3 separate regions of the Homo sapiens genome follow, and regions 1 and 2 are each linked to region 3. A link is a loop called in an ENCODE intact Hi-C map of the cell type or tissue named here. Cell type or tissue: heart right ventricle. All regions are shown on one strand.

Region 1 (2,500 bases), 540 kb before region 3:
AAAAGAAGGCTTGGTATCTCAATGTATATACACAGTGGGTTGAGCTGGAGAGGTAAGGACTAAAAAGGAAGAAGGGATGGAAAAAAAGGATGAAAGGAACTTTTATACAGGTATGTTTCTTGCTGAGAATATTTATTAATTTTTCTGAAACTTGTAAAGGGGTAAGGAAAAAATCAGCCCAACCTGGATATCCAAGGGACACTTGCATAAGCCCACACAAGGGACTGTTTTGTGCATTTATTTAACTTCAAGTGCATTTCAGGGTGCTCTGTTGAACAGGATTGGGACAATCAGATGGAACATCATTAAGTTTCCTTGGTAGAAAGCACAATGAGCCCTTTGTTCCAAGGAAAGAAGACATTTAGATTTTATCCTCTTATTTTGGAGACCAGGCCAGGGTAAATCAAATTCTGACTTTACATTTTGCCTTTTCCAATGAAGGAATGCAGTCTCCAGGAGAGAAGTAGCAGAGCAGAGGAGTCAAGACCACAGGCTGTGGACCCCAGACAGAAGTAAGGCCCAGTCCAGTTCTGCCACATCGTAATTGGGGATCTTGCACAAATTAGTTAATCTTGAAGAGCCCTAGTTTCTGAACACCAACTTCATTGAGTTGCTGGGATTTTTTTTTTTTTTTTTTCAAAGTCTCACTCTGTTGCTCAGGCTGGAGTGCAATGGCGCAATCTCGGCTCACTGCAAACTCCGCCTCCCGGATTAAAGCGATTCTCCTGCCTCAGCCTCCCGAGTAGCTGGGATTACAGGCGGCTGCCACCACGCCCAGCTAATTTTTGTATTTTTAGTAGAGACAGGGTTTCATCATGTTGGCCAGGCTGGTCTCGAACTCCTGACCTCAGGTGATCCACCTGCCTTGGCCTCCCGAAGTGCCGGGATTACAGGTGTGAGCCACCGTGCCCGGCCATTGCTGGGAAATTAAATGAGATTGTGTGTAATCAGTTTTACACAAGCTTAAGTTTCCCTCCTTAAGAGTGCACGCAATAAAACTAGATATGAAGATCATCTTCTGAGGAATTAAAAACATGAAAGATAGCTTACCCTTTGCTGGAGAAGACGTCTGATGACTTCATACTAGTAAAAGAAGAGAATGGCTTCTCATCTTGTATTTTTAGCTGTATAGGTCGTTTTACTCCCCAGAAAATGTCCAGCATTCCTTCAACAATTAGTTTGCCATCTTCAGTCTAAGGAAGAAATGAATAATCCCCCAATTGTTTTTGTATTATTTATAGACGGTAAATGTTTTAACGAAGATGTAGAAATTAAGTGCGTAAGAAACCTAAATAGATTAAAAAGAAACGCCAGGGTTGTTGTTTGGCTTTCCAATTTATCTACAAAGCAATTCTATTTTTGAAACATTCTTTTATTTTTGAAAACAGCTATACCCAGCAAAGTGAGTAAATCATAATGGTAATGGCATGTCCACCAGAGGGCACAGTATGTCAAAATGCTTTCTGAACTCTGATTCTTCCATTAAGTGGAATTTTAATTCTCTAATTTTGTTTAATTTAAAATTAAAGCAGATTTAAAAATTATGCTGAACTAGAAATTAGAAAAAAACATCTATTTAAAGATTTAGCAGCTATTTCCTCATTGCTGAACAGAAAAAAATTTAACTCACAAAGTTATGCAAAACAAGTAAAATAACACGTGTGAAAACACGCTGTAAAAATTCAAAACATAGATATATTTTTTGTAAAAACAATAGCATTTGAAGAATTTCTTTAAAATTAGAAATACTGTAGTATAGCAGAAGAAGGAGACAAATTTAACATAAATTTTGTGGAAAGTTTTGAATTAAAGCATAAATAATCATTATATATATGAAAGTGCTTTTCCAATGTTAAAGTAATGTTTTCTGTTATAGAAACTTTGGAAAATGTAGAAACTAACAAAAGTCATATGCCAGCCACCCAATACCTATTTTAACATTCATTAACTATTATTAATATTATGAAGAATCAATTGTTAGACAACATTTAAACACTCAATTCTTATTTGAGAGCATAATGAAAACTCCAGACTCTGGAATCAGACAGACCTGTGCTCAAACCCTGGCTCTGCCACTTCCTAGTTGTGGCCTTGGACAAGTCACTGGCTACCTTTAAACTTGGGCTTTCTCATGTGAAAAACAGACATTATGATAACCCCTAATTCACAGCGCCTGGCATTCAATAGGTGCTCTATATTACTGTTTATTATTTCTTTGGCTGATAAACTTGCTTTGGAATCACTCCTGAAACAAAGTTTTGCACTTCTTCCACTTTTGACTTTACATTTCAGATTACTAAGAGGTCAGGTTACCAATCAGTTGTTTTCAACAATCAAACACAATTTATTCCTTGAAATGACTGTATATGATATAGATTATATAGTTAATGGTGGACAGCATTCTTTCTCTGCCTAACTAGAACTCAATTAAGCCTTTGTATCAAAAACTTATAGAATCTCTGAAAAGAAAAACAAAACCCACTACTCTGCTGAGGTTGTT
Region 2 (2,500 bases), 400 kb before region 3:
CTCAGCATAGGTTTCCTTTCTGTCTCCTTTTTTCCCCTCTCCATCTTTTTAAAAATTATTCTCCTTCTGTCCCTTCTCACATCCTTCTTTCACCTTTCCTCACCCTGAACAGATGGATAGACTGCCTTCCTTCCCAACACACACACACACACACACACACACACACACACACACACACACACACACACAGAGTCCACAGCCACAAGTGTCTCTGACCAGCCAGTGTTGCTGAGGCTGCACCTCAGTCTTCGTGGTGTTCACAAACTAAGGGGATTCTGATCAAGTCCTCTTGATCCTAACACTGTAAATGGAAGAAGAAACAGGTTTGTTTTAACCTGGGAGGTGTAATTTCTTTCTTTCTTTCTTTTTTTTTTTTTTGTCTTTTTCTTTTCTTTGAGATGGAGTCTTACTCTGATATCCGGGCTAGAGTGCAGTGGTGCAATCTTGGCTCAATGCAGCCTCTGGCTCCTGGGTTCAAGTGATTCTCTTGCCTCAGCCTCCTGAGTAGCTGGGATTCCAGGTGCCTGCCACCACACTCAGATAATTGTTGTATTTTTAGTAGAGACGGGATTTTGCCAAGTTGGCCAAGCTGGTCTCGAACTCATGACCTTAGGCGATCCACCCATCTCGGCCTCCGAAAGTGCTGGGATTATAGGTGTGAGCTACTGGGCCCTGCTGGGAGGCCTAATTTCAGAGACGTGGAAGTTCCAATGAAGATGAAACTGGGAGGAGGTGGATGCAGAAAATGACAAGCTCCAGTGTTTAAATCCAACAACAGCACACACATACACATACACAGAGGAAATGAGCAAGTGAACTGGTACCATTCCACAGAAATGAGAAAAGCTGAGAAATAGAGGACAACGTGCTTGCCTAAGATTCTGGCTGCATTTACTGAAACTCTCCCAGCCCTGCCTTTCAGCAGTTCTTCTGTGGATGGGAGTGTGACAGTGCTGCCTTCTGACCACAAGGTGGGGCTTATACTGGGATACACTGACTATCAGAAGGATTTCTTGTTTGAGCCTTTTCCTTTTAGAAATCTTTCTATATTGCCAACTAGATATGATTAAGGGCTTACTATACGTTACCTTACCAAGCTCCAAGATTCCAAAAACATCCAAGTTGGAATTTGTGCAGAGCTTAAGACCTGTACTTGGACACTTACTTACCACAGAAAAGAGAAAAATATGTCATTTTTCCTGAATTTCTTTTTCCCTCACTGTGGTATATTTATTAAGGTAGGTGGTGGCTTGTTGTGTTGTAAGTTTCTACTACAGAGCCCTTGTGAAGGTCAAGGTGGGCCTGAGTCATCGCCTTTCTTTTCTTATTCTTCTTTTTAAATAATATCAATATTTTAAAGAGAAAGAAGAGAAATGTCACAACAAAATTATAAAACTTTTACAAATACATTAACTGCCTATATTTAATAAATTAACATGTTTAGATTGCACAAATATATTGCAATGTATTTGTGGTATTAAAAGTATAAGCACTTCGTAGTATACTCAGATTCTATGTTCAGGACAGGATAAGATTTTAAAGTTAAGTATTATGTGTCTTCTGTTTTCAATCTTATCAAAATATCTCTGGCTGGCAGCTTGACCTTATTTGTTAATAACACTGAAGATCAGCTTTAAGGGTTTTTGTGAATGCAAAGCCCTGGACAAATATACTCCTCCCACCCCGCCCATTTGATGAACTGTTTACAAACCACAGATGTCATTGAATAGATTTAATGGAGGTGAGGTCACTGGGCATGTTTCACCCTTTTAAGCACAAAATTCAGACCCGTCAGAAACTTTTCCTGATGCTCTTGCAACCTTATTTACTAAGCTTAAAAGAGTTTTGTTAAACTAGTTTTCAAGACTTGGGCCACTGGGACATGAACACTAAGTGGGCTGCCAGAGCTCTACCCAGGCTGGACTTCATTCTGCAGAGGGAAGAGAGCTCAAGCTTTGGGGCCAGAGACCTGGGTGCTGATTTAAATTCAGGTTTGGGTCCAGCTGCTTGCTTGCTATGTGTGTACAATTTTAACTCCCTGAGCCTGTTTTCTTAAACATAAAAATGGAGATAATAGCGCCAAGCACATAAATTTGTGATGAGAATTAAATGAATTAACTTTTATAAAGAACCCAGTACAGGAGCTGGAAGACAATAAATATTACCCTGCCCCCCACCCCTCTATCTGCCTCCGTGCCTCCTCATTATTTCCACCACCAGCCATAGCCACTGGGTCACACAACTATGGGCCTAATTGCCTAATTGAGGATATCCACTGAGGATGTGGTCAGAAGAGCTCTATCAAGCAAGAGTTGCCCCACATTCAAATAATTCTGCAACTTTAGTTTAGTTGCTCCATCCTTCCAATTGCTCACACCTGAAGTCTTCATCGTCTGTGACTTTTGTCTTTTTCTCATGTCTTATACCTAATCCTTCAGGGTTTTGTGCTGTCTCTACCTTAAATTATCCAGAATTTGACCACTAGTCACCACGCTTGTCT
Region 3 (2,500 bases):
CAGGTTGAAGAATTCCCTTTAGCATTTCTTGCAAGACGGGTCTAGTAGTGGTGAATTCTCTTAGCTTTTGTCTGTGAAAGACAATTTCTCTTTGTTAATGCTGCCCTATTTCCTTCTGGCCTACATGGTTTCCATTGTGAAGTCTGTTGCCAGATGAACTGGAGTTGCTTTGTTATTTTACTCTTTTGCTGCTTTCTGGATCTTCTCTTTGTCTTTGATATTTGAAAGTTCAATTATTATATGCCTTGGTTAGTGTTACTTGGGTTGAATCTGTTTGGTGTTCCCTGACCTTTCTATATCTAGATATTTCTGTCTTTCATGAGTTTTGGAAAGTGCTCTGTTATTATTTCTTAGGATAAGCTTTTCTCCCCTTGCTCTTGCTCAGCTCCCCCTTAAACACCAATAATTTTTAGATTTGGTCTTTTGAGGTAATTTTCTATATTTTAAAGGTGGCCTTCATTTCTTTTTATTGTTTTTTTCTTTTCTTTCTTTGGACTGTATTTTCTTAATAGCCAGTCTTTGAGCTCACTGATTCTTTTCTCTAACCCATTCTGTTATTGAGATCCTCTAAAGAGTGTTTCAATTCAGCAAATGTGGTTCTCCGTTCCAAGATTTCTGTTTCATTTTTAAATTATTATTTCAATTTTCTTGTTAAATTTCTCTGATAAGTATCTGAATTGTTTTTCTATGTTATCTTGTAGGTCACTGAGTTTCCTTAAAATTGCTATTTTGAATTCTTAGTTATAAAGTTCACATATCGGTTTTCTAATCCCAAAATGGCAGCATAGAAGCAAGCTTGCTTCTCTCCCCTCCACCAGAAACCAAAAAGAAATACACAGCAGCAAGATCTTCACCAGCAGCAACCCAGAGATCCTGTATGAGGATGAGACAGTTCCTGTAGGTACAGAGAAGTGGAAACATTCTGAGCAGATGGTAGGAGAACCAGATTCTACATCCATGAGGCCTCTTCCCTGCATTACACCAGGCATCAGCAGTATGAAAAATCTGCCCTCAACTCATGGTTTCTGCACTGAAAAACGTGAAATTGAGATTGTCAACCAGCTTTCCCATCTTCTTCGGTTTCCTGCCAGGAGACCTGCCTTTGCCTTAAACCACAGGTAGCACTGTGACTGCCTGGAGGGAGAAATGTCTGTGAAGGCTGGCAAAGACAAATAGGGAAGCCAGGACTACCATCCTCAGCCGTAAAAACTCCTTGTAACTTGACCAAAGGAGATGCCAAATCAGTAGAAATCATGTAGCAAGTATGTTCCACAAGTCCCCTGGGAACACACCCGTGGCCGGCCTTCCCACAGTGCTAGGGTAATCCCTTTGGTCCTCCTCCTTATGGGACAGGCAGTGCCATGGCCATTTGCAAAAGTCAAGGTAAACATAGGCTTATGGCGCCATCTAGAGCCGAAAACAAGGCAGCAAGCTGGCAGTTAAGATTCATAAGCAACTGTATTCAATAAAAACCAAACCAAACTAGACAGATAAAGCTGGACTAAATAATTATTAATACAAATACATAGATGTATACCCACAAGAAACAACAGCAAACATGGAACCATAACCTTCTAGACAAAGCAAAGTTCCAGCGACTGACCCTCCTGAGATGGCGATTTGTGAACTCTCTGACCAAGAATTCAAAACAGCTGTTTTAAGGAAACTTTGTTATCTCTAAGATAACACAGAAAAGCAACTCAGATATTTATCAGAGAAATTTAACAAGGAAATTGAAATAATGATAAGCAGAAATCTTGTAACTAAGAACTACATTTGCTGAACTAAGAAACTCTTCAGGGGATCTCAACCACAGAATAGGTCAAGCAGAGAAGAGAATCAATGAGCTCAAAGACTGGCTGTTAAAAAATAAACAGAGGAGAGAAAAGAAAAAAAGAATGAAAATGAGAGAAGGCCACTTACAAGATATAGAAAATTACCTCAAAGACAAAATCTAAAAATTATTGATGTTCAAGAGAGAGCAGAGCAGGAGCAAGGGTAGAAAGCTTATTCAAAGAAATAATAAGAGAATACTTTCCAAAACATGAGAAAGATATAAATATTCAGGTACAGGAAGGCCTTAGAGCATCACATTAGTCAAATAAGACTAATGAAGGTATTTACTAATCAAACTGTCAAAGATCAAGCATAAAGATAAAACTGTAATGGCAGCAAGAGAAAAGAAGCAAGCAGCATATAAAGGAGCTCCAAATCATCTTTAGCCAGAATAAGAAAAAAAGAGAGAAGACCCAAATAAATAAAAGTAGGAACAAAAATGGACACATGACAACTGAGACCTCAGAAATACTAAGAATCATTAGAAACAATTAGGAACCATTACATGCCAACAAATTGGAAAATATAGAAGAAATGGATAAATTCCTGGACACATGCAACCTACCAATATTGAACCATCAACAAATAGAAAACCTCAATAAGCCAATAATGAGTTATGAAATCAAAGCCATAATAAAAAGTCTCCCATCAAAGAAAAGCTCAC

What was found. Peaks named below come from ENCODE experiments on the same cell type or tissue, not always from the same donor. Only the 100,000 strongest peaks of a DNase experiment are listed, where the experiment ranks them.
Region 1: a loop joins it to region 3, with 8 times the contacts of the local background. A loop is called at or near these places in 38 of 110 quality-filtered maps.
Region 2: it touches region 3 in a loop (4-fold over the local background); 59 of 110 quality-filtered maps call a loop at or near these places.

The regions. Positions count from the first base shown.
Region 1 is chr4:73,592,401-73,594,900 of GRCh38, forward strand. RASSF6 (Ras association domain family member 6) reads right to left here. Exons shown (of 11, transcript NM_177532.5): 4 at 1,051-1,193. Among named protein-coding and RNA genes, the nearest start is that of RASSF6, 27 kb to the right of the region's middle. In heart right ventricle, a CTCF peak has its summit at 1,442 (motif pointing right); no DNase peak of the experiment used is centred here.
Region 2 is chr4:73,728,791-73,731,290 of GRCh38, forward strand. No RefSeq gene overlaps it. Among named protein-coding and RNA genes, the nearest start is that of INKILN, 9.0 kb to the left of the region's middle. In heart right ventricle, CTCF peaks have their summits at 965 (motif pointing right) and 1,177; a DNase peak (open chromatin) is centred at 941.
Region 3 is chr4:74,133,037-74,135,536 of GRCh38, forward strand. The region is part of intron 1 of LOC105377277 (a long non-coding RNA gene); the gene reads right to left. It also overlaps a transcript of MTHFD2L not described here. Among named protein-coding and RNA genes, the nearest start is that of MTHFD2L, 24 kb to the right of the region's middle. In heart right ventricle, CTCF peaks have their summits at 1,414 (motif pointing left) and 1,617; a DNase peak (open chromatin) is centred at 1,375; H3K27ac peaks cover 307 bases.